Linked DNA regions of Homo sapiens: regions 2, 3, 4 and 5 are each linked to region 1. A link is a loop called in an ENCODE intact Hi-C map of the cell type or tissue named here. Cell type or tissue: heart left ventricle. All regions are shown on one strand. Region 1 overlaps MORC2 (MORC family CW-type zinc finger 2). Region 2 overlaps SMTN (smoothelin). Region 3 has its middle 8.1 kb from the start of PLA2G3. Region 4 overlaps LIMK2 (LIM domain kinase 2). Region 5 has its middle 41 kb from the start of SMTN.

Evidence for each region. A loop is a pair of places that touch in the nucleus more often than their neighbours do. Peaks named below come from ENCODE experiments on the same cell type or tissue, not always from the same donor. Only the 100,000 strongest peaks of a DNase experiment are listed, where the experiment ranks them.
Region 2: it touches region 1 in a loop (3-fold over the local background); 6 of 110 quality-filtered maps call a loop at or near these places.
Region 3: it touches region 1 in a loop (5-fold over the local background); 69 of 110 quality-filtered maps call a loop at or near these places.
Region 4: it touches region 1 in a loop (2.3-fold over the local background); 38 of 110 quality-filtered maps call a loop at or near these places.
Region 5: a loop joins it to region 1, with 2.2 times the contacts of the local background. A loop is called at or near these places in 7 of 110 quality-filtered maps.

What each region holds. Positions count from the first base shown.
Region 1 is chr22:30,944,905-30,949,904 of GRCh38, forward strand. MORC2 (MORC family CW-type zinc finger 2) reads right to left here. Exons shown (of 26, transcript NM_001303256.3): 5 at 4,848-4,938; 6 at 1,437-1,545. Among named protein-coding and RNA genes, the nearest start is that of MORC2, 21 kb to the right of the region's middle. In heart left ventricle, a CTCF peak has its summit at 3,083 (motif pointing right); no DNase peak of the experiment used is centred here; H3K27ac peaks cover 1,039 bases.
Region 2 is chr22:31,102,278-31,107,277 of GRCh38, forward strand. SMTN (smoothelin) reads left to right here. Exons shown (of 21, transcript NM_134269.3): 21 at 2,039-2,347. It overlaps SELENOM (selenoprotein M), which reads right to left. Exons shown (of 5, transcript NM_080430.4): 2 at 3,653-3,688; 3 at 3,381-3,415; 4 at 2,931-3,009; 5 at 2,500-2,851. The coding sequence ends at 2,693. Among named protein-coding and RNA genes, the nearest start is that of SELENOM, 2.8 kb to the right of the region's middle. RefSeq lists enhancers at 1,525-2,475, 3,975-4,747. In heart left ventricle, a CTCF peak has its summit at 2,789 (motif pointing left); DNase peaks (open chromatin) are centred at 374, 2,204 and 2,754; H3K4me3 peaks cover 1,615 bases; H3K27ac peaks cover 2,686 bases.
Region 3 is chr22:31,146,097-31,151,096 of GRCh38, forward strand. No RefSeq gene overlaps it. Among named protein-coding and RNA genes, the nearest start is that of PLA2G3, 8.1 kb to the left of the region's middle. RefSeq lists a silencer at 1,778-1,956. In heart left ventricle, a CTCF peak has its summit at 3,086 (motif pointing left); a DNase peak (open chromatin) is centred at 3,075; H3K27ac peaks cover 966 bases.
Region 4 is chr22:31,223,072-31,228,071 of GRCh38, forward strand. LIMK2 (LIM domain kinase 2) reads left to right here. Exons shown (of 16, transcript NM_005569.4): 2 at 2,649-2,748. Among named protein-coding and RNA genes, the nearest start is that of LIMK2, 13 kb to the left of the region's middle. In heart left ventricle, no CTCF peak of the experiment used is centred here; no DNase peak of the experiment used is centred here.
Region 5 is chr22:31,037,370-31,042,369 of GRCh38, forward strand. No RefSeq gene overlaps it. Among named protein-coding and RNA genes, the nearest start is that of SMTN, 41 kb to the right of the region's middle. In heart left ventricle, no CTCF peak of the experiment used is centred here; a DNase peak (open chromatin) is centred at 2,271; H3K27ac peaks cover 2,762 bases.

The DNA.
Region 1 (5,000 bases):
ACCCAATCACCACACAATCGCTACATGGACCTTCTTAAAAGAATCTGATACTGGCACATCCTTGCTTAATAAAGCCCCACACATTCATCAAGGCCCCGAGGTCAAGCCTAACCTGGCCCTCTCTGATCTCCAAAGGCCACCACCTTTCTCCAGGTGGCCCTGCAGCCAAGTCCCCTCCCACAGCCCTCAGGGCCTTAAGCAGGCTGCTTCTACTGACTTCCATACCCTCCTGTCACCATCCTCAGTCCTGTATCAGGAAACATTCCTGAAAACCCCAACCCAGGCTATATTTTCCTATCCTACTTCTCCTAGAAGCCTGCTCTTTCCAGCTGCCACGCTTCTCTCACTCAAGTATGCAGAATGAACTCACATACCACACCAAAAAGGCAGACAAACCCACTGGCTTGCTACGTAATGACGGAAGGCCTACCATTCCCTACCTGAACAAGTTTGCTATGATTAAGGCTCAGATCTAAACAGAACCAGAACAAATTTAATCACAGCTAATCAACACAGATGAATTAAATTGTAAGTCTGAATTCAATTACCTGCTTCTGTGGAAGTTGCGGATTTCTTTCCACAGAACCTCTTAGCCCCCCTTCTTTCAAGCCCTGGCCTCCATGTCTTACATAGGAAAGGAGATAAGAGTCCAGTCTGAGGCTGGGTAGTCCACAGAGCTGCCCTGATCTCCCACAATGAGGGGGCATAGACCTCACCAGAAACAGCTCTGCAGACATCTGAGCCACAAGGAGAATCGGCCAAATGTGTGTTTAGCTTACATAGTCAATTACTAAAATGATTTAAACTCAGAATATTCTGGATTCATTAGTCCTTCCTTCCAGCATAGCAGTAATCACTGGGGCTGTGTAGCAGCCACTCCCAAGACGAGACCCACAGCATCAGCTCTGTTTTCCTGTTCTCCATACACTCACCTGCTTTACTACCTGCCCAGGCTCTCTCTAGGTATCTGAGTCATAGTTTCTGACATAGAGTAACACATTTCTTCAAAAGGAAAATGAGCTCATAGCACATTCCACAAAATCACCACCAAATAGGAAACACCATGATCAGGGAAGCCCAAAATACTCCCCCTGATAAAACAATGTTCCATGGTAACACTCCCCCCAAAATGGAATTCAAGTGGCAGATCTAGAGGAGCTGCAAATCCAACTCTTAATTCCTGCCACTTGACAGTCTCATTCTCGGAAACAGTTGTTCTCTGAAGTGCTCTGAGATTTTGCTTCCTCTCACATTAAAGTTATCTACCTTAACCCCTCAACCAATTCATCCAGCCAGCTAACTGCATAACAATTAGGGGGAATGTGCTCCAATCCTGCAACCCCAAAGAGTCTAGCATTGCAAATAACCTACGAAAACCGCCTGGGCAGACTCAGGAAATGAGGACTGGTGATGCAGACCACGATGATGGGACCTACTTCATCAATGCCTTCTTCCTCATGAAACGTGCGAGACAGGAAGAGGCAGGTCATGGTGTCTTCCTTCTTGGTGAACAGGATAAAATCCTTCCCAATGCGCATTGAGCCCCTGAAAAGGAAACAGAAATGGGTGTTATTCTCCCAGGAGTCAAAAGCTCATCTGCAAAAGAAATCAATCCACTCTGGACATGATTGAAAGTGCCACTGGAGGGCTCTCCTAAAGGCCCCCCCAGGTCCCAGGACTGTGTGCTGAGTTCCACAGCCCTCGTTCCCTCTCCATCCCCCAACACTCCTTCCTCTGCTTTTCCACAGGCCTGTAACTCCTTAGTCTTTACTTACAACGTTCTCAACCACACCATACAGGGTTCTCTCACCACCCTTCTAGGGCGGGCTCACGGCAGACCACCAGCCCCAGGTTAGTCTCACTCCCCCCACAACGCTGAAGAGTAACCCTGCTGTCTTTGAGCTCTTGGTTCATCCCAGACGCATGAGAGGTGCTGTGCCCTCTGACTGTACCACCATCAGACTTTAGTAGCTGGTACCCTCAACACGTCATCTTCCATGCTGACCACCCCCAGTTCCCACCGTGTCCTTCCTCAGCTGACACAAACTCCCCTCCATTGACGAAACGGCAGCAGCACTGTTAAGTGAAAAGCCCAGTGCCTATACTCACAAGCCCGAGAAAACATCAGTATGAACCCAAGGCGCAGTAATACAGAGGGGCTAATAAAATATAATTCTTGACCACAGGATTCAAGGATGCCTGTAATTAGCTCATGTCCAATAACTGGAGCTATCTCCTGTCCCAGAAGTGTTTTGCCACCTCAAGCTCATTATGACACAGGCAGCTCCCTGCTTTTGGATGCAACTGGTTTCTGGGAACTGTGCCTTGAGGCTGATTTCCAAAAGGCAAAAGTCTGAATGGATTCAACTGCTTCCTTCCTCTGTTTGGCCACATTAAGCTGGCTAAGAAGCAGGCAGGGACAGGCCTTTCCAGGCAACGCAGGGCAGGGCAGAAGTGTGAAGCACCAGCAGGGGGACCGCCCTCTGAACAATGGGGCTGTTCAGCTCCTTTCTTCCAGCAGCTTCTGGAGCTTTATGGCTATTATCTCATTAGTCTTTATAACACCCCAGGGAGATGATGGAGGTGGAAAGCCTCATTACTCTCTTCTGTGTACCAATACAAACCAGACTGGCATGCCAAGCACACAAATGAATGTCATGCCCCATTTCCCCAAACACTCAGGAAAACTCCCAGGACACTATTCAAAGATACCCTGGGGGCTGCCAAGTCCTCGTTCTCCTCCTCCAGTACCCAAAGTGCTGGCAATGCTCCTTGCCCTGAAAATTTCACACACCACCTCCTCCTCCTTCCCTAAAGCGTATGGGGAGCAAGTAAGGCACGTTATCTTGCCTTCTGTCAAAGCATGCCCTTGCCCTAATTTGGCAAAAACTCTCACTTTGTGCCTCTATCTTCCTTCTGTCTTTGATTCTGACTTTAGCCTTTGAATAGCAAAAGCCCCAAATATCACTTCTCTAACTGGCTTCCTTGCTTCTCAGCCCTATTCTCCCCACAAATCACCTTCTCCTGAAACTTATTCAACTTCTGAATTGGTTTCAAGATGATTTTACTGTCTACTCTGAACACTAGATGGCTCCATCTCAATGGGACCTTCACAAAAGTCTTCCACTGAAATACGCTAATAACACTCTCAACTTCTATACGCTTTCCTTCCCAGTCTGCTAACCACTTTCAGAGTCACATTTCATTTGCTTCTGAACCTCACTCTATAAATGTCAGAGATTAGAACCCCATTTTCTAGAGTAAGAAACAGACATTCAGGGAGGTGAAATGGCTTGCCTGAGGCCATTAAGAAACAGACATTCAGAGAGGTGAAATGGCTTGCCTGAGGCCACAGAACTGACAGAACCAGGTAGGAGGAGGCTGATCTACAATCTAGATGAAAAGTCAGGGCTTCCCCTGATTCTAGGAGACTTCAGTTTTGGGGGATTTAGATAACCTGCATTAGAATCATATGATTACAGGTGATTCATTTCATCTGTGAAAAACACATTCCTAGCCCCTACCCAGATCCACTGAATCAGGCCAGCAATCTGCCATGGAAACATCAAAGGAGGAGAAATAAAGGCAGAAACCAGGCTCTCACAGCAATGATAGCATGTAATTCTTAACCTACTTGGTATGCATTATCATCTCAATTTACAAAGGAGGAAGCTGAGGCTTAGAGACGTAGTAGCGGAAGTGAGATTTGAACCTTAGCTTGTCATTTAAGTGAAATGCACAGCAGCTCCATTTTGCAGTCAGAAAGACCTGGTTCCTACCCTAGCGCTCTACACATAGGCATTTTTAATGCCTTTGGGAAAGTAACTTCACCCTTATAAACCTCAATTTCTTCATCTGAAAATAATAGTACCTACAACCTCACAGGGCTATCATGAGGATTAAATGAGATTATTCGTGTGCCTGGCACATGGTAAGTGTCTGTTATTACCATTTGGTTCCTGCCCTGAAAGACAAATCACAAAGTCCGGATACCAGGTCCTGATTTCTTCGGAAGTACTCTCTTTCTTCTCCATACACCCAAAGCACAACTGCACACAAGGCCCAACTGATGCTGCTGACTGATCAAACCACCACCCTCCCTCAAACAAAACAACACATTTCCACGACAAGACTGGAAACGTGACTCACAATTCCATTTGCACAAACTCCAATTCCACTAAATCTTATTCCATCCAAAGGTATGTACAGCTGGAAGTGAGCATTTCAGAAATAGAAACCTTTCTCTTGGGGCTTCACTCAAAACCAGAACAACACATTCCAAACACTAACCAACTGGGAACTAAGGCTAAGAAAAAGTCCCATGGGATTTGAAGACATTAGGTAGGTCCCTGCTATAAGGGCCTTGCAGTACATTCAGCATCCTCTGGGACGGAGGGCTCACATCTCTCTTCCTTACCCTGGATCCCCAGTGCCTGGCACAAAGCATGACATGCAGCAGGTGCTCAGGGAACACTGCTGCACAGTAAGGTGACCCCTTCATCATCTCAGATACATCCCAACACCACAAGAGAATCACTCACATCCTTGACTACAGGGTAAAAATAAGAATTTTCAACAGGAGAGGTGCAGTTCTAGAGCACTGTGCCAAGAGAAACGTACAGCCTCTCCTGCCCTGTTTTTGGATGTTCATACTTTTCAATCTGTGGAGTAAATTCAGCTGGGAACAGCTGGTAAGCTACTCCAGAAACCACCACTTTCTGACTTCTTCCAGTTCCAGAATTATAGTCAATAGAGGGACAAGGAGAAGGAAAGTTTTCATCCAAGAGAAGCAGGACAGCATTGCTGGATTTTGTTTGAGCCCTGTGACAAGCTTCTAATATACCTACGATTTTAACCCATTCCCGTACTGCCCAATCTGAGTAGACTCAGGTGTTCGCTTGGCCGACTTCCCAAACTGGATCACACTGGCAGCATCACCTGAAAGGGCAGACACAAGAGAAAGTGAAAAGTTTGCATTTCTTTCCCAGGGTCCTCAAAGT
Region 2 (5,000 bases), 160 kb after region 1:
TAGGTCAGAGCTGGGGCCAGAAACTGAGACTCCAAACTCCCCACTTAGTGGCTGTTTTCCTTGCCCCATCACTGTGTTCCCGCCCATTTTGTAGAGAGGATTGAAAATAGAGGCCCAGAAGGAGCAAGGGGATTGGCTGAAGGAATGTGAGTCAGTGACAGGTAGGGGCACACTCAGATGCCCCTCAGGGCCTGGAGCCATTGTGGGGGGCAGTCCACATGTGCACACACACACTCAGAGAAGGAGCACAGATGAGTGGCGGATGGGCTTGGTGCTATCTCCAGATCATATATGGACTTAGGAGCTGCTGCCCAGCAAGCCAGCTTGGAGGGAGAGGGGCCCAGCCCAGCCCTGATCCAGTTGGAAAGTGTGACTCAGCCGTGCTGTTGCTCAAGTTGCCTGGTGTTTGGCCTGTCACTGGGGCAGCCTGAGCCCTGAGCCCTGAGCCCCAGTGTAAACAATGGCTTTATAAGGTCTCCAGGGAAGGGAGTGGGGCGGGAGGGAGCACCAGGTTGGAGAGGGCGGTCGGGATCCCCAGGACGATAGCCACAGCTGGAAGAAGCTTCAGAGAGAGGCTGCCTTTGCATCATGGTACAGCTCGGGAAACAAGCCCAGTCTGGGATAGGGATGACCCTAGGGGCACGTGGCACATCAGCAGCAGACCCAGAACCCTCTCACTCATCCTAAATTCTTGTAAGGTCTCAAATGAGATAGAGAATAACTGTCCTGTTCTAAAGAGGGGGAAACAGTCATAGAAAAGGGCCTTATCTAGCACCCACAACTGGTTAGGGATACAGTCTGGACTAAAACAGAGGTGTTCGGTGTTCTGCCTCCCAGGTTTCTTCTCTGAAGGAGTCCAGGTGAGCTGGGGGTAGGCCCAGCCCTACCACAGTTCTGAGTTTGTCCATAAGGGCACGAGATGGGAGGTGGTCTTGGGTTCTCAGGTGTCTTGAGAATAAGGAGCAATTGTTGCCATTATGCCTTCCCTGCCATAGGAAACTCATTCAGCAACATTGAATGCTTGCTATGTCCCAGGTATGGCAGATAGGAGGGATCAAGGCAGAAGAGGTCTTGCTCTGGGGGTTGAGGGACAGGGGAAAAGGAGCCAGAGAGCAGACTCCAGCTTCAGAGCTCTGGGAGCTGTCAGTTGCTTAATAGGCACAACCCACTCACTCCAGAGTGGGGAAAAGGCTTTGCCAACACCCAGAACTGGGGGCCTGGGTCCCATGCGGCCTAGCCTGCACTTACTAAGCCATGGGGCTTGAAACAAATGGCTCCTCTGCTCTGTGACTCAGTTTCCTTATCTGTGAAGGGCAGCTAGCATTCTGAAGGATGGCCAGAAGGGTGGTCCCCCCGAGCATGGCATAGATGGTCCATTGGTATTGGCTGGGATCCTCATCTGCCTCCTCTGCTCTACCCAAGGCAGGTGATAAGGGTTAGAGAACCCCTCTGCTGCCCACACGTTCCCTGGCCTCCATCTCCAGCAGCAGGGTTATCCCCACCCCCTGTCAAAGAATAGGGGTCCCTGGGCCTCTCAACAGGAAGTACCAGATCAGGCAGCTAGCAGACAATCATCGGTGGACCACAGGGCCACTAGAGTGAGACCTATCCATAGATAAAGATTGGCCAGTGATGAAGCCCATCTGGGTGCAAAGGCCGAGCTGAGAGGCTTCTACCAACTGGAGTGTGCCAGTGAGGGTGAGCAGAAGGTGGTCTCCAGGGAGAACATGGGCAGGGTTTGGAGCCAGCACCTCCCCAGGGTTGGAGGAAGCAGACCCAGGACCTGCCTGACTGGGATGGGGCTCTCTTCTGCCATCTCCGCCTCCACCTGCCTAGCTCTGCTCCCCCGCCCCGAGAGATGCCTCCAGGCTTGGGTAGATGAAGCCAGGGGCTTCCTGCCTTCCTGGAAGGCTTTTCCCTGTCTGGAGTTTATGAAAGACCAGCAGGCAATGCGGCAATAAAAAAGACCTTGGGGTAGAGGGGCGCCACGAGAGGCGGGTCTGGCGCTGACATCCAACCCCGTGCCCCCTCCCTGCAGGATGCTGGTGGACTGTGTGCCCCTGGTGGAGGTGGACGACATGATGATCATGGGCAAGAAGCCTGACCCCAAGTGTGTCTTCACCTATGTGCAGTCGCTCTACAACCACCTGCGACGCCACGAACTGCGCCTGCGCGGCAAGAATGTCTAGCCTGCCCGCCCGCATGGCCAGCCAGTGGCAAGCTGCCGCCCCCACTCTCCGGGCACCGTCTCCTGCCTGTGCGTCCGCCCACCGCTGCCCTGTCTGTTGCGACACCCTCCCCCCCACATACACACGCAGCGTTTTGATAAATTATTGGTTTTCAACGATCCTGACTCCTCTCTGCGTCTCCTGGGGGTGGGGAGGGGGTTTGAACCGAAGGCAGCTCCGCAAGGTCTCCAACTCCAGCAGGGATCCTCAGAGGTTCTTCTTCCGACCTCCCACCCCACCCGCCCGCAGCAACGAAGGAGTCGAGCCTCAGTTAAGGCAGGAGGGAATTTAGTGGAGCTGGGGAAGGAAGAAAGTGGGGTTGGGAGAACCTCCCCAACCCCATCCCTGCTGGCCCGGGGACGGGCATCGGCTCTCAGCAAGAGAAGTATTCCCGGGATGCTGAGCGCTTCATTCTGTCTCCAGGACTCAGGCAGGTAGGTCCCAGCTCCGCCGCGCCCCCGGACCTACAGGTCAGCGTGGTCCGAAGTTTCCTCTGGGGGCTTCGCGGGCGCCCACACGTACTCGGGGGGCACCTGCGCGTCGGGCGCCGCCTTGCGGTAGAAGCCGAGCTCCTGCACTAGCGCATTGATCTCTTCGCGGGTCATTTCACTGAGTGGGATGCGCTGAGGCGGAGGAGGGGCGGGGTCAGCAGGCTGGGCCTCGCCTCTGGCCTCGCCCCCAGCCCACCTCCCACGGCCTCACCTCTAGTTCCTCGTAGCGGCGGCCCAGCAGCACGAGCTCAGGGTCGGCCCCAGGGAGGTGTTTCATCACCAGGTTGTGACTGGAGGTGGTGTTAAGGAGCGGGGTGGTGGGCAGAGGGAGGTGGTGGTTTCCGCAGCCTTACTGATGGGAACAGCATTGCCTCCTTTGCTCAGAGCTTACTCTGTGCCCGGGAGGGGCCAGGGTCTCCGCTTATACGTGAGAAAATTAGGGTTCAAAGAAGTAAAGGGCCCTCCTCTCCATTCTGTGGCAGTCATCACTAGTCAATCTCTCTTGCCCACCCAACATGGAGACCACCTCAGAATCCTCTGGGAGCCACTACCAATCAATTCAACTTGTCAGTTGAAAACCATCTGCCACCCCTTTCTGAAGTTACGTGGAGATTCTCCCAGGTGCCCATCCCATTTCCCCTCCCCCAGAACAGAAGGATACTAGAATGGAATGTCCTGCGTGACGAAAGCCTTCACCTGGGGAGGAACCAGAGCATCAGAGACCATGACCTCAGTCTACTCGAGGTACAGACGAGACACTGAAGCCCAGTGAGGTCATAAAGCAAGTCAGGTGCAGGCTAGACTCTCAGCCTAGGCTAGACTCTCAGCCTAGGGATCCTTCCCCCCTCCCCGCCCCAGTCATTGGGACCATGTTGCCCACTCCCCAAGAGGCTCAGGGGGAACAGAGCTAGGGACCTCTTCCTTCAAACTCACCTCCTTTAGGCGGTTCAGCTGTCATCCCCCGCAGGTCTGGAGGGGGATAAAATGGGATAGGTCAGGAGTCCTTCACGTTTATTCCAGTCACATCCCCAAAGCCATACTTCCTTATCCCTGAGTTGGGTCGGGCTGTGAGTTATCCCCGGATCAGCAGTTCCCAAGGTCTGAAGGAAATGCTGGACCCTTGTGGGCAGAAGGGGGAACTGTGTATACAGGTGGGGAGACTCAGGCCTAGAGACACCAGGGGAAAAGAGCAAGGCCAGAGACCCACAGTGTGCCTGCCAGCCTTGGGGCCTGTACATCCTACTGGCTGTGGACTGACTCCCAATGCCCAGGGGAAATGATCACCCTGCTCCTCTTAAGCAGTAGAGACCTGGGCTTGGCCTTTGATCCCTGAAATCTCACAGTGGAGGCAGAGCAGAAGGAAACACCTCAGAATGGCCCTGGGGGCCCCCATTGGAGACACCTACCATCTGGTCCCTACTCTACACAGGCAGACCTCACCCTGCCTGCCACCTGCGGCCCAGCCCCACAGACCATGTGGTTGCTTCCCTGACATGGGAGGATGGGAGGGCTCCTCCCTGCCTTCCCTGAGGAGATGCCACCATCCAGCAGGAGTCTAGACCCCAGGACCACCCACTCCAGCCCTCCTCCATCCTACCCTCAGCCCTTTTCTTAGAGACAGGGTCTCACTATGTCCCCCAAGCTGGTCTTGAACTCCTGGGCTCAAGCAATCCTCCTGCCTTGGCCTCCCAAAGTGCTGGGATTACAGGCGTGCACCACCGGCACCCAACCATTCTACACCCTTTTGTCAGACAGAGCTGACAAAAAGCTCAGAGGCGGGCTGTGATGGTCAAAGTCACATAGCAAGACAGGGACTCCGAACGGGAATTTCCTGGTTGGGGGAGGATGGGAGGCTGCTGCAGAGTAAATGTTGGCAACCAAGTTCCCAACTCGGTTGCCCCTCCGAGTTGGCCCCCTTCCCCGGATCCTGCATATGGGAGGAGGCACCCAGAAAGTCTTCTTTCCCCCCAGGAGAAGGAAAAGAGACTTTCTGGAGCCTCCAGCCCTGGAACCGGGTCGGGGGGGAATTCCAGGAAAACATGAAGTGATGGGGGATGGGAAGTTGGGACAGGATTGGGAGTCATAGGCCACGAGAAGAGTTAGGAGACTGCGTCAGTGTGTCTGGGTGTCCGCTGTCGGACCGGGTAGGGGGAGCTGGGGAAGGGTTCGGAGTTCCAGGCCCCAAAGTCGGTGTCTCAGGCTTCCACGGTGGATGCTGGGGCCATCTGGGGCTAGGGAACAGGAGGGATGGTCCCGGCGCCAGGGGGAAAGCAGGGAGACT
Region 3 (5,000 bases), 200 kb after region 1:
TTTTTTAATTTATTATTATTATACTTTAAGTTTTAGGGTACATGTGCACAATGTACAGGTTAGTTACATATGTATACATGTGCCATGCTGGTGCGCTGCACCCACAGTGACTGCACTATTTTACATTCTTTTTTTTTTTTTTTTTTTTTTTTTTTTGAGACGGAGTCCCGCTGTTTAGCCCAGGCCGGATTGCAGTGGCGCAATCTCGGCTCACTGCAAGCTCCGCCTCCCAGGTTCACGCCATTCTCCTGCCTCAGCCTCCCGAGTAGCTGGGACTACAGGCACCCGCCACCGCGCCCGGCTAATTTTTTGTATTTTTAGTAGAGACGGGGTTTCACCGTGTTAGCCAAGATGGCCTCGATCTCCTGACCTTGTGATCCGCCCGCCTCGGCCTCCCAAAGTGCTGGGATTACAGGCGTGAGCCACCGCGCCCAGCCACTATTTTACATTCTTAACTGCAGTGTATGAAAGTTCTGATTTCACCACATCCTTGCCAACATTAGTTATTGTCTGTCTTTATAGCTGTCCTATTGTGAAGTGGTATCTCATTGTGATTTTGATTTGCATTTCCCTGATGACTAATGATATTGAGCATCTTTTCATGTGCTTATTGGCCATTTATATACATGTTGAGTATCCCTTATCTGAAATGTTTGGGACCAGAAGTGTTCAGATTTGGGTTTTTTTCAGATTTTGGAATATTTGCATTATACTTAACCAGCTGGGCATCTCTAATCAGAAAACCCAAAATCTTAAATGCTCCAACAAGCATTTCTTTTGAGCATCATGTTAGCACTCAAAAACTTTTGGATTTTGGAGCATTTTGGATTTTGTATTTTTGGATTAGGGATGCTCGACCTGTATTTTCTTTGGAGAAATGTGGCTGATGTCATCACTGTAACCTCATGCATTCTGAGCCAGAACTATTCAACTGAGCTACTCTTGAATTCCTAACCTTCAGAAACTGTGAGTTAATAAATGTTTGTTTGAGATGCTAATTTTTTTTAACACAGCAATAGGTAACTAACATAGAAACATTCTATTAAAATCAGGAACACATCATGGGTACCTACTATTAATGCTACTAAAAGTCCCAGCCAATGCAATAAGACAAGAAAAAAATACAAATTGTCAAGTTTGGAAAGGAAGAAACAAAACTGTTATTGTTTGCAGATTAGTCTTCCACCTAAAAACTCCAGGTGTATCTAACACCATTGGTGTAGGGAAGGCAGTATGGTAGGATGGAATAAGCCCAGATCAGACCCAAATTTGAGACCTAGACTTTTTCTCACTTTCTGTGTGATCTCAGCCAAGTCTTTTTGCCTCTTTGGGCCTCATTGGTAAAGCGGAGATAATAACATTTATGCCATGAGGATTAATGTGAGTGTAACTAAAGTGCCTCAGTGACTGACACACAGTAGCCTTTGACAAATGAGATCTTCATTTAAGGAGGGCACTTGAGGGCAGAAGCCAGGCAAGATGGTGGTGTGACTGACCTGATATTCAGTTCACCAGGCTGTAGAATGTGGGCTCCTTGTATGTCCCCAGATGACTCCAGCCTGCTAGTGGGGTTCTAAGAAGCCCAGGAGATCCTTCCCTATACCCTGGGTTCAACCCCTAGCTCCACTTCCCCTCCTGGGCAGCCTTGGGCAAGTCAGTTACTTTGGCTGAATCCCTGTTATACACTCTACTGATTGGGATGCTTATGCCTACTTTTCTTTCTTCCCTGGAGTGCAGTGAAGATCAGAGTTGGGGAAGGAGCTCACTGAGGGGAATGCCTCACAGTAAGCCAGAAACTATAGGGAAATCCAGTAGAAACAAGGGGCAGAATGGGCTGTGAGAGATCTACCTACCTGGACAATGAAGCCCCAAAGGACCTTGGGGTATGGGATAGAATGATGCTGAGTGCAAGATTCACTCCCCTCCTGTTCCAACACCACTTGACATCCTACCATGTCCCAGTACTAGAGTTGTCAGATAAAAAAAAAAAAGTCTAGTTACATTTGAATTTCAGAAAACGATAAATAATTTTTATGTAAGTATATGCCCAAACATTGCAATTATTATTATTTATTTTTATTTTTATTTTTTAGATGGAGTTTGCTCTGTTACCCAGGCTGGAGTGCAGTGGCACAATCTCGGCTCACTGCAATCTCCACCTCCTGGGTTTAAGCGATTGTCTTGCCTCAGCCTCCTGAGTAGCTTGGATTACAGGCTCCCGCCACCACACCCAGCTAATTTTTGTATTTTTCGTAGAGATAGGGTTTCACCATGTTGGCCAGGCTGGTCTTGAACTCCTGACCTCAAGTGATCTGCCTGCCTTGGCCTCCCAAAGTGCTGGGATTACAGGCATGAGCCACTGTGCCTGGCTGCAATTACTTTTTTAGTTATCTGAAATTCTAATTTAACTGCATATCCTGTGTTTTTGTTTACTATATCTGGTAACCCTGCCCAGCAGGAGTGAAGTGAAGACACCCAGGGACTCTTCACCTCATTTCACAATGGAGGCCCTAGGAGGAGATCAGATTTGCCCAAAGCTCTGCGACATATCCACTATTTTGTTCTACACAAGGCCCCTTGGCTGAGGTTTAAACCTGGGCTGTTTGTGTTGGCTCTAACTCAGAGAACTTAGCTCACATCCCTTCCTTCCCTCTTAGGGCTGGCCTGGGCCTTGGGGCCATTGACAGTCTCTGGGAGTCTAACTCACAAGATAGAATGAAGAGGGTGGGTGGACAGGGAGCATTAAAGGAGGATCAAGAGGCTCAGCAGGAGATCTAACTACAGAATGTGGCTCCTGGTAGACTAATAATGCCACTTCTATTTCTACAGCCAAAGACTCAAGTTCTCAAGCAGTTTTTAATCTTTGAATTTGCCCTATGTCAATGGCAGAGGGGAAATGGAGCTAGGGCTAGTCTCTGAGCCTCCTGACACCCAGGGCTCTCCTTGCTGCTCTGGGGTCTGGAGAAAAGGGTTAGGAAAGAGGCCCTCTGATGCCCAGACCAGGGAAATGGAAAGAGGAAGGCTTGTGGAAAAGCAGGGTGGGTCCTGCCCGAAGCCCCTGGAGTTTGGTCCAGCCTCTGCTGTCATCTAGTGGACACCCCATGCCAGTGCCTCCTTGAGACTCCTGAACAAGGCTGTCTGCTCCTTTCCTGGTCGGTTGTGCCTGCTAGCCTAGTCCTTCTTGGCTCTGATTCGCTATATGACCCTGAACAAGCCCTTTTCTTCTCTGGTTCTCAATTTTATCTCTTGGAACAGTGGTTCTCCAAACGGTAGCAGGCCCAATCTTTCTAAAACACAAACATAGCCAGTTCTCTCCACTGTCTACATCTGTCTTCTGACCAGAGAGGCTCATGCTGAAGCCTGGTGGGCACTGCAGGATCTGAGCCCAGCTGACCTCACCTACTCCCCACATCTCTGTTCTAACCACACGGAACTACATTCATATTCTCAATTAACACACTCTCTAAGAGCCTTTGCACATGCTGTTCCCTTTGCCTAAAACACTTTTCCCCCTTCTTTACCTGGCTTGTTCTTACTCATCCTTCAGATGTTGGCTTAGCCATCCTGAAACCACCTTTGCAAAAATTATAACTGAGGAAATCATGACACTGAAAGAAATCAGACCTCACCGACTCCATCTTGCTTCTAACCTTTAAGCTGACCTTGTTCATTCCTGGGCGTAGGCCAAACTAACTTTGGGAAGGAATTCAGTTAATCATTTGACTCTGAAACAAAATTGGTAATAGCCCTTTTCCAAAAAGACCCTTTTCTTGCCTGGTGGGGACCAGTCTGTTTTTGCAAGACTAACAGATTAGCTACAAGATTAGAAATTACAGTTTAGGGTCATGCAGCCTCCGGCTCCAAGAGTCTGAACCTCCCCAAATTGCTCCTGGGGATAACATCAGTATTGTAAAATCTAAGATCAGTGCTTGAGGTATTTTGCAGACCCTGCACTGGATGGATCAGCTGACACTACCCAGACAAGTAATGTGGCTCAACCAGCTCTGCCATCCCACCCAGGAACAGAAGACAGCAAGAAAAACTCCCTTCGACCCCCTATAATTCCATCTCCAACCTGACCAATCAGCACTCCCCACTTCCTAAGCCCCTACAAATTATCTTTAAAAACTCTGATCTCCAAATGCTCTGGAAGACTGATTTGAGTAACAATAAAACTCGGGTCTCCCCCACAGCCGGCTCTACATTAATTACTCTTTCCCCATTCCAATTCCCCTGTCTTGATAAATCGGCTCTGTCTAGGCAGCAGGCAAGGTGAATTTGGTGGGGGGTTACAATCCCATTCAGGAAGCCCCCGCCCCCACCCCCACCCCCAAGTCCCCACACTAGGATGGGCGAGCATACCTTAGGTCTCCACTGAGGACTGGTTGTGGTTTCAGGAGGGCATATGATTCTGGAAGAGGTCAAATGTCAGCCCAGGGGGCTGACGGGTAGCCATGGGCTCAGGGTTCAAAATAACCTGATTTCCCATCCCACTATGCCAAGGTTGGACGCTGCGTATGACTATGAGCCAATGACTCCACCTCTCCAAACCTATTTTACAGATGAACAAATCAGACCATGTCTGCACCCACACTGGTCAACAGAATTCCAATGCTAGCCACAAATGTAATCTGAAATTTTCTAGCCATCGAGAACATAAAAGAAAGAGGTGAAAGTAATTTTAATAAGACATTTTGTGAGCTGGACCTGGTGGTGCACCCCTGGTGGCTGAGGTGGGAGGATCACTTTGAGTCCAGGACTTCAGGCTGCAATGAACTTTGATCAATCCTGCCACTGCACTCCAGTCTGGATGAGAGAGTGAGACCCGGTCTCAAAAAAAAAGATTAATAATACACTTTATGTGATCCGATGTGTAAAATATTATTTCAATATGTAATCACTATTTTTAAATTATTAACAAGCCATTTTACACCCTTTTTTGGTACCAAGTTTTTGATATCCTGTGTGTATTTTATTTACACTTATTGTGCATTTCAATT
Region 4 (5,000 bases), 280 kb after region 1:
AGCCAGCTGAGTACAGCAGATAGGGAAAAGAAGCCAAAAATCTGAAGTAGGGCTGGGGTGAAGGACAGGGAAGGGCTAGAGAGACATTTGGAAAGTGAAACCAGGTGGATATGAGAGGAGAGAGTAGAGGGTCTTGATTTCGGGTCTTTCATGCTTAACCCAAAGCAGGTACTAAAGTATGTGTTGATTGAATGTCTTTGGGTTTCTCAAGACTGGAGAAAGCAGGGCAAGCTCTGGAGGGTATGGCAATAACAAGTTATCTTGAATATCCTCATGGTGGAAAGTCCTGATCCTGTTTGAATTTTGGAAATAGAAATCATTCAGAGCCAAGAGATTGAATTGTTGAGTAAGTGGGTGGTCAGGTTACAGACTTAATTTTGGGTTAAAAAGTAAAAACAAGAAACAAGGTGTGGCTCTAAAATAATGAGATGTGCTGGGGGTGGGGCATGGCAGCTCATAAACTGACCCTGAAAGCTCTTACATGTAAGAGTTCCAAAAATATTTCCAAAACTTGGAAGATTCATTTGGATGTTTGTGTTCATTAAAATCTCTCACTAATTCATTGTCTTGTCCACTGTCCGTAACCCAACCTGGGATTGGTTTGAGTGAGTCTCTCAGACTTTCTGCCTTGGAGTTTGTGAGAGAGATGGCATACTCTGTGACCACTGTCACCCTAAAACCAAAAAGGCCCCTCTTGACAAGGAGTCTGAGGATTTTAGACCCAGGAAGAATGAGTGATGGGCATATATATATCCTATTACTGAGGCATGAGAAGAGTGGAATGGGTGGGTTGAGGTGGTGTTTTAAGGCCTCTTGCCAGCTTGTTTAACTCTTCTCTGGGGAACGAGGGGGACAACTGTGTACATTGGCTGCTCCAGAATGATGTTGAGCAATCTTGAAGTGCCAGGAGCTGTGCTTTGTCTATTCATGGCCCCTGTGCCTGTGAAACAGGGTTCGGTGACTGTCACTGTGCCTGTGGCAGTCTGTAGTTACCCAGAGAGAACAAAGCTGCATACACAGAGCGCACAAGGGAGTCTTGTAACAACCTTGTCCTGCTTTCTAGGGCTGAGTCAGGTACCACAGCTTGATCTCAGCTGTCCTCTTTATTTCAAGAAGTTGACATCTGAGCCATACCAGGAGTATTGTATTTTGTTTGAGGCCTCTCTTTTTGGAGGAACATGGACCGACTCTGTGCTTTTGTCTATGCTGGTCTCTGAGCTCACACAACCCTTCACCCTCCTTTCTCAGCCAGTGATAGGTAAGTCTTCCCTATCTTGCAAGGCTCAGCTCAAGTGTCAGCTTCCTCTACAAAGACTTTCCTGGTTCCCCTCATTGGAGTGAACAAGAGTTGACATGGTAGAATGGAAAGAGCAGAAGCTTTAGAATGAGCCAGACCTGAGTATGAATGCTAGATCCACCACTTAGCTAGTCAACCCTGCCCCCTGCCTCAAGTTTTAATTTTCCTATCCATTAAGTGAATATAATAATACCTGTGTCACAGGATTATTTTGAGAATTAAATGAGATTAGGTCTATGAAAGCACCTAGCAGAGTTCTTGGCATATAGGAGGCATTCATTAAATATTTGTTCTTCCCCTTTTATACCCATTACTTTTCTTTTTCTGAACTAAAATAATACTTGGTTCTATCTCTGAAATAACATCCAAGTGAAAAATCAACAACATGAAAGAGCAGTTCTTTTCCAGTGGATTTGCTTCTTAAGGAGCAGAGATTATGTAATCTAACAGCCTCCAACATACAAAGAGCTTTGTATCTAGAACAGGGGTCCCCAGCCCCTGGACCGCCAACTGGTACGGGTCTGTAGCCTGTTAGGAACCAGGCTGCACAGCAGGAGGTGAGCGGCGGGCCAGTGAGCATTGCTGCCTGAGCTCTGCCTCCTGTCAGATCAGTGGTGGCATTAGATTCTCATAGGAGTGTGAACCCTATTGTGAACTGCACATGCAAGGGATCTGGGTTGCATGCTCCTTATGAGAATCTCACTAATGGCTGATGATCTGAGTTGGAACAGTTTGATACCAAAACCATCCCCCCGCCCCCCAACCCCCAGCCTAGGGTCCGTGGAAAAATTGGCCCCTGGTGCCAAAAAGGTTGAGGACTGCTGATCTAGAGGACCAATTTATTCAATGTTGGTTGAGTAAATGAGCTCTTGGATTAGGTGATGGAAAAATCTGAAAAAACAGGGCTTTTGAGGAATAGGAAAAGGCAGTAACATGTTTAACCCAGAGAGAAGTTTCTGGCTGTTGGCTGGGAATAGTCATAGGAAGGGCTGACACTGAAAAGAAGGAGATTGTGTTCGTTTCTTCTTCTCAGAGCTATAAGCAAAGGCTGAAAGTTCTAGAAAAAGGCAAGTTTTGTTTCAGTAGAAAAAAGGATAATCAGAACCATTTTTAGAAAATGGAATGAGACTACTTTTGAGGCCATGAGTTCCTTGTCCCTGGAGAGATGAGCAGAGGTTGGACAAGTGCTTACCAGAGATCTTGTGGAGGCAGAAACTGTGCATCTAGCAGAGCATTGGCCTAACCCTTTCAAATGAGATGCTGTTAACTCAGTCTTATTCTACATGGTAGGAATCCTGTCCCTTTGCCTCCTGCTACTTTGGGCCTCTCAACCTCTTGGTTTTGTGTGCAGGTGAAGATGTCTGGAGGTGTCCAGGCTGTGGGGACCACATTGCTCCAAGCCAGATATGGTACAGGACTGTCAACGAAACCTGGCACGGCTCTTGCTTCCGGTAGGTGGGCCTATCCTCCCATCTTTACCAGTGTACTATGGGCCAAGCACTATTTCATGTTCTGATGGAAAACACAGAAACAAGCTTCTGAGTTGAGAATTTCAATCTTAGGGTGGGGAAAGGAATGTACCAAGGAAGAGCTCATGACCAAACCTCAAGTGTGGCCCCCCTGAACCCAGGTTAAATTGGAAGAGCCATAAATGGGCCAGCTGGAGGCAGGGTGGGGGGATGAGAGGAGCCCTTTCCAGGGTTGTCCCATATCCCTCACTTTATGGGTGAGGAAACTGAGGCCCAGGAAGAGTGACTTTCCTGTGGCTGCACTACAGATTATGCAGGTACTTCAAGAGTTGTTTGTATTCTTATTTTATTTTATTTTATTTTATTTTATTTTATTTTATTTTATGAGAGGGATTCTTGCTGTTGCCCAGGCTGGAGTGCAGTGGTGCAATCTCGGCTCACTGCAATCTCTGCCTGCTGGGTTCAAGTGATTTTTCTGCCTTAGCTTCCTGAGTAGCTGAGATGACAGGCACCTGCCACCATGCGCAGCTAATTTTTGTATTTTAGTGGAGACGGGGGTTTCAACATGTTGGTCAGGCTGGTCTTGAACTCCTGACCTCAAATGATGCACCCACCTCGACCTCCCAAAGTGCTGGAATCACAGGCGTGAACCACTGTGCCCAGCCAAGAGTTGTTTTTAGTGTGGTTGGCAGAGCCAGCTCTTCCTCACCACAGGTTGCCTCCCTAGGTTCCTACTTTTTGTTACTAGCTTTATTATAGCTACATTATTATTATTATTGTTATTATTATTGAGACAGAGTCTCGCTCTGTCGCCCAGGCTGGTGTACAGTGATGTGATCTTGGCTCACTGCAACCTCTGCCCCCCGAGTTCAAGCAATTCTCCTGCTTCAGCCCCCCTAGTAGGTGGGACTCCAGGCACCTGCCACCACGCCCAGCTAATTTTTGTATTTTTAGTAGAGGCGGGGTTTCACCTTGTTGGCCAGGCTGGTCTCAAACTCCTGACCTCAGGTGATCCGCCTGCCTCGGCCTCCCAAAATGTTGGGATTACAGGCATGAGCCACCGCGCCCTGCCTATAGCTACATTATTTTTGTAGGCAGCTCAGTTTCTTAAAAATTATACAGACTTCAAATCAGATTTGTTCCTGCTGTCTGAGGCTCAGTTTCTTCATCTGGAAAATGGATGGTAATAATCTTGTTGAGATTGAATGAAATAATATATGCAGTGTATCCAGTACATGGTAGACACCCAGTGAATGGTTATTCCTTCCTCCCATCGGATTGGAATTCTCAAGGGTGGGAACTTGTCTTTATATTCTTCACAACGTAAAATAGTTGAAATTTGTTGGTGGAAAGAAGAGCAGTCCACTCCAGAGGCTGGATGGGCATGCCTGGCCCCCAAGGTCTGAAGTGGTAGGGCTGTGCCTATATCCTGAGAATGAGATAGACTAGGCAGGCACCTTGTGCTGTAGATTCCAGCTCCTGCACATAGCTCTTGTTGTAAAACATCCCTGTGCTTATACCAAGTAATTGAGTTGACCTTTAAACACTTGCCTCTTCCCTGGGAACCATATAGGGGATTGGCCTGGAGACGTCTGGCCTCTGGAAGAGTTGGAAAGCAACCATCATTATTATCCTTTCCTTTCAGCTATAACTCAGAGCTCTCAAGTCTTTTCTGTGGATCTTATTGCCTTGGTTCTTGCCCCTTTTACTCCCAGGGAAGTTGATTCTGTCTTTTCTGTTCCATTTAGTATGACAGGAGCAGAGAATGTCAGAGCTGTAAGGGACCTTATAGTTAAAGCCTTTGGCTGGTCCTTTCATTTTATAGCTGGGACTAATAAGTAACGTCAAAACCCAATGAGTTCACAGATTGGGTCTCGCCTTGGCATGTAACCCATATGTTCATATTCTTGCTGTTTTCCTATGTGTATGAATATTTTCTATCCAAAATAAGCAGGACAGGGTAGAGCAAGTTAATCTTTGGAATTTCTGGATTCTCTTAGAGCTAAAAAACTTCAGAACTAGAAGAAACCACCCACTATATGGTATAACCCATTCATATCACAGATGAGGCCTGAAACCAAAAAGACTTGCTCAGGCCATGGATGACAAGAGCTGGCCCTAGCACTGAACTCTTGGGTCATTTGTAGGTCTAGTCAGATGCTAGCTTGTTAGCTCTGTGCGTGCGTGTGTGTGTGTGTGTGTGTGTGTGTGTGAGATAGAGACAGAAAGATAAC
Region 5 (5,000 bases), 92 kb after region 1:
AGCTGGCCTTGGTCACAGACTTGCCATGGCTCTGTGATTCACCAAAGACACAATTTAGGAGCAAGACAATGTGGTATAGCAGTTACTAGCCCAGCTTCAGAGCAAGACAGGGTGGGTTTTCATCCTGGATCTGCCTACAACCAGCTGTGTGGCCTTGGATGTTTACTAACCCTCTCTGAGCCTGTTTCCCCTGAGGATCTGTGAGATGGAGATAATAATAGTACCCTCTTCATAGGGTTGTGATGCAGATTTAAAAAGTTAGTTGGCCAGGTGCCATGGCTCACACCTGTAATCCTGGTGCTTTGGGAGGCTCAGACAGGAGGTTCACTGGAGCCCAGGAGTTGGAGGCTGCAGTGAGCCATGATCGTGTGACTGCACCCCAACCTGGGTGACACAAGACCCTGTCTCTAAAAATAATAATAATAATAAGACCAGGCGCAATGGCTCATGCCTGTAATCCTAACACTTTGGGAGGCCGAGGTGGGCAGATCACCTGAAGCCAGAAGTTCGAGACCAGCCTGGTCAACATGGTGAAACCCCATCTCTACTAAAAATACAAAATTAGCCAGGCGTGGTGGCACATTCCTCTAATCCCAGCTACTCGGGAGGCTGAGGCAGGAGAATTGCTTAGACCCAGGAGGTGAAGGTTGCAGTGAGCTGAGATCGTGCCACTGCACTCCAGCCTTAGTGACAGAGCGAGACTCTGTCTCAAAAATAATAATAATAATAAATTAAAATTAAAAAATAAAATTAGAGTATGTGAATAATGTTTGGAACAGTGTTGAGAGCATAGTAAGTGCTATATGTAGGGTGACAAATTCATCCCAATTTGCCTGGGTCCTTCCCGGTTTTAGCACAGAAAGTCCTGCATCCCAGGAAGCCCCTCAGTCACATAAAGCAGGACAGTTTGTCATTCTAGCTATATGTGTATGTTTGATGTGTGTTTTTTAAGAGATGGGATCTTGCTCTGTGGCCCAGGCTGGAGTACAGTGCCTCAGTCATAGCTTACTGTAGCCTCAAACTCCTGGGCTCAAGCAATCCTTCCACTTCAGCCTCCCAAGTAGCTGGGACTATAGGTACCATGCCCAGCTAGTTTTTTTAGAGAGAGATGAGGTCTCGCTATGTTGCCCAGGCTGGTCTCAAACCCCTGGCCTCAAGCGATCCTCCTGCCTCACCCTCCGAAAGTGCTGGAATGCTATGCGTTGAGCCACCACACCAGGCCTGATATTTTAAACAAAACTGTCTACATTACTGATCAGTAAATGTCTCTATTAATGTTCAGTTTGATTTTTCATTACTTGGTACTTTTCATGAAGGAAGGATTACTGACCAATTAATCACACAGATGAGAGAGCAGGGAATATCTTTAACCTACTTTCTAATAATGAAGTTGGTCATTTTCTATCCATTCGTGCAAGGAGACACACAGCACCTCTATTTGGAAAACACTTTCTTAGCAGTTGGTTTGTTACTAGATTGCCTCAAACAAGAGAACTCTTGTTTCTTTTTTCAAAAAGTCTACTTTTCAAACAGTTGCCAACTTCAGATGGAATTTTCCTCAGTAAGATTGAATCTTAGGCTTGAAAGAAGTTTAGAAAATGTCTAATCCAACCATGACATTTCCCAGATGGGACAAGTGAGGCCCAGAGAAGGCTACTAATTTTCCTGGAGTTACACAGCAGCAAAAGATGGTTCTAAGACTCAGGGCCAGGGTTTGAACTCCTGGGCCAGGGCTTTTTCAGGGGTTCTCAAACTGTGTTCCACACCCAATGGCAGGTTTCCTAGAGAAGTGGTTAGTGAGGGAACAAGAGGGAAGCTACATCACTGGGCAACCTCTACCCCTCCTCCTTCCATCCCGTAAGCTCCACTTTGACCATTTTGTACATTGACCTTCAACTTAAGGACCCTCTGCAACAGGGTTCATCTCTGGAAAAACTCTTTTTGAAAGCCACTCAGTTATATTGTAGGATTTACACATTTTCCTCCCTGGAAAACTTTTGTTCCCATGGAGAAAACTTAACTTTTTCTTTGAACCACATTCTCCCCCTCTCTAATGGATTTTTACATATTTGGAAAAACAGAGGCATGCATGGGCCTTTTACAAGCCAGCAGTTAAACTGAAAGGCTCGTTCACTTGCAGGAGAGCTGGGTGACTCAGGGCGTCAGTAACAACTGGCCCAGATGTGAAATCTCATGCTCATTGCTTAGAAAAATGTTTAGAAAAATGCTGCTGTTTGGGATCACCGGACGGAAGCTGCAGTGAGGGCCCAGGAGAGCCCCAAGGTCGACAGTTCCGAGGGAACAGGATGGAGGGGGGCGAAGGGTGGTGAGACCGTCCAGAACTCAAGGCTAAGCAGTGCAGGGGGCTGATGGTAAGATACGCCTTTCCCCCAGATGTCTCATTTTAAGCTGAAACAGACAAGATCCAAAGCCAGGAAAATATCCGGGATGGACCCCCAAAGTGGGAGAAAGACAAGAAACACAACAAAGCCAAGTGCGCAGCCTTTGTCCATAGGGATCCTGGGCTCTGCATGGAGTGAGTCTAGGCTTAAAGGAAGGGCCAGGAGGCAGAAGCTGATTCCCCAAAGCAGAAGGGTGAAAGCCTGGACTTGATACTTGATGGAACTGGATTTGAATCCCAATTCAGCAACTCACAAGCTGTGTAACCGTGGGCAAGTTATCCAACCTCTCTGAGCATCCTTTTCTCATTAGCAAAATGTAGACTGTCGTGATGCCTACCTTATAGGGTAGTGAAGGGTTAGAAAATAGAACAGTACTGCGCCTTACAGTGCACCTGTGCCAAGGAAATAGTTGTAGCCACTAATTATTTATTTATTTATTTATTTATTTTTCTTTTTTTTGAGACAGGGTCTCACTCTGTCACCCAGGCTAGAGCACAGTGGTGCCATCACAGCTCACTGCAGCTTCAAACTCCTGGGCTCAAATGATCCTCCCACCTCAGCCTCCTGAGTACCTAGGACAACAGGTGCACCACCATACCCCGCTAATTTTTATTTTTTGTAGAGATGGGAGGGGGTGGGTCTCACTATGTTGCCCAGGCTGGTCTTGAACTCATGGTCTCAAGCAATCTTCCCACTTCACCTCCCAGAGGGTTGAGATTACAAGTGTGATCTACCACGCCCAACCTTCTAGCCATTATTTATTAAGGACCTACTAGGTTCCTAACTGTGTTCACCTGAGCCTGAGTTCCTCCCCACAGGCCTGCTCAGCCTCTGTTTACCAGAGATTCTCCCTGATGCTGAGGGATGTTTAAAGTAGGGCTGACACAATTCTTATGTGGAGCCAAAATAGATTTGGGTCAGAGGACACCCTGGGACACTTGGTCTTTTGACATAGGTGGCTGTGTTTGGCCAGCTGCCAGCACACAGTAGGGGGCTCAAGAAATATGAATGAGTGACTCCATGGAATAAAAGTTAAAGACTGAATGTTGATGAATGTCTCCTTCCGGATGGTGAAAAAAAAAAAACTTCAAGAATTCTTGAACATAATGTTGAAATAAGCCAGATACAAGAGAATTTTCTATGTGGTGGCATTTGTATAAAGTTCTAGGACAGACAAGATGAATCTATGGTGAGAGGAGCCAGAACAGTGGTTGGCTAGGGGCTGGAAAGAACAGAAAAAGTTGTTCCTTGTCTGCCCAATATTTGTTCCCTGCTCTCTTGCCACTAGTGTAGCCACTTCATAAAGTTCTGGTCAAGGAGATGTACGTGGAACTGTTGGGTGACCGTTGGAGAAAGCCTCTTATAAGGGCTGGTTCATACTATTTGCCCCCTTGGTCTTATCTTCTTCCATCCTGCTCTCTGAATATAGATGTGATGGCTGGATCCCTGGCTGCTGCATTGGATCATGAGGACTAGGGCCATAGCCTAAGGTTGGAAGAGCTAGGAACTAGCTCCCTAACAACTCCATGAAGCTATCATACCAGCCCTGAACAGCTCACTGCTCAGCTCTGGACTTCCTTTATATGAGAGAGAGAAATGAATGTCTCTCTTGGGTGAGCCACTACATTAGGCTGGGTTTTGTTTTGTTTTTACATTATTATAAAGGAATAACTGAGACTGGGTAATTTATAAAGAAAAGAGGTTTAATCGGCTCACAGTTCTGCAGGCTGTACAGCATGGCACCAACATCTGCTTAGCTTCTGGTGAGGTCTCAGGAACTTACAATGATGGCAGAAAGCAAAGTGAGAGCAGGCATGCCACATGGCAAGAGAGTGAGCAAAAGAGATGGGGGAGGAAGTGCCACACACTTTTAAGCAAGCAGATCTCACATGAACTCATCACCAAGGGGTTGGGACTAAGCCATGCCAAACAGCACCTCCCACCAGGCCCCACCTCCAACACTGGGGATTACACTTTTTTTTTTTTTTTTTGAGATGGAGTCTCGCTCCGTGGCTCAGGCTGCAGTGCAGTGGCTTGATCTTGGCTCACCGCAACCTCTGCCTCCCGTGTTCAAGCAATTCTCCTGCCTCAGCCTCCTGAGTAGCTGGGATTACAGGCATGTGCCACCACACCTGGCTAATTTTTTTCTTTTTTTTTCTTTTTTTTTTTTTTTAGACGGAGTTTCGCTCTTGTTGCCCAGGCTGGGGTGCAATGGCACGATCTCGGCTTACCGCAACCTCCGCCTCCTGGGTTCAAGTGATTCTCCTGTCTCAGCCTCCCGAGTAGCTGGGATTACAGGTGTGTGCCACCATGCCTGGCTAATTTTGTGTGTGTGTGTGTGTGTGTGTGTGTGTGTGTGTGTTTTAGTAGAGATGAGGTTTCTCCATGTTGGCCAGGCTGGTTTCGAACTCCTGACCTCAGGTCATCCACCTGCCTCGGCCTTCCAAAGTGTTGAGATTACAGGCATGAGCCACTGCTCCCTGCACTTTTTTTTTCTTTTTTTGTATTTTTAATACAGACAGGGTTTCACCATGTTGGCCAGGATGGTCTTGAACTCCTGACCTCAAGGGGGAACTCCTGCCCCTCAAGGGGGAGACC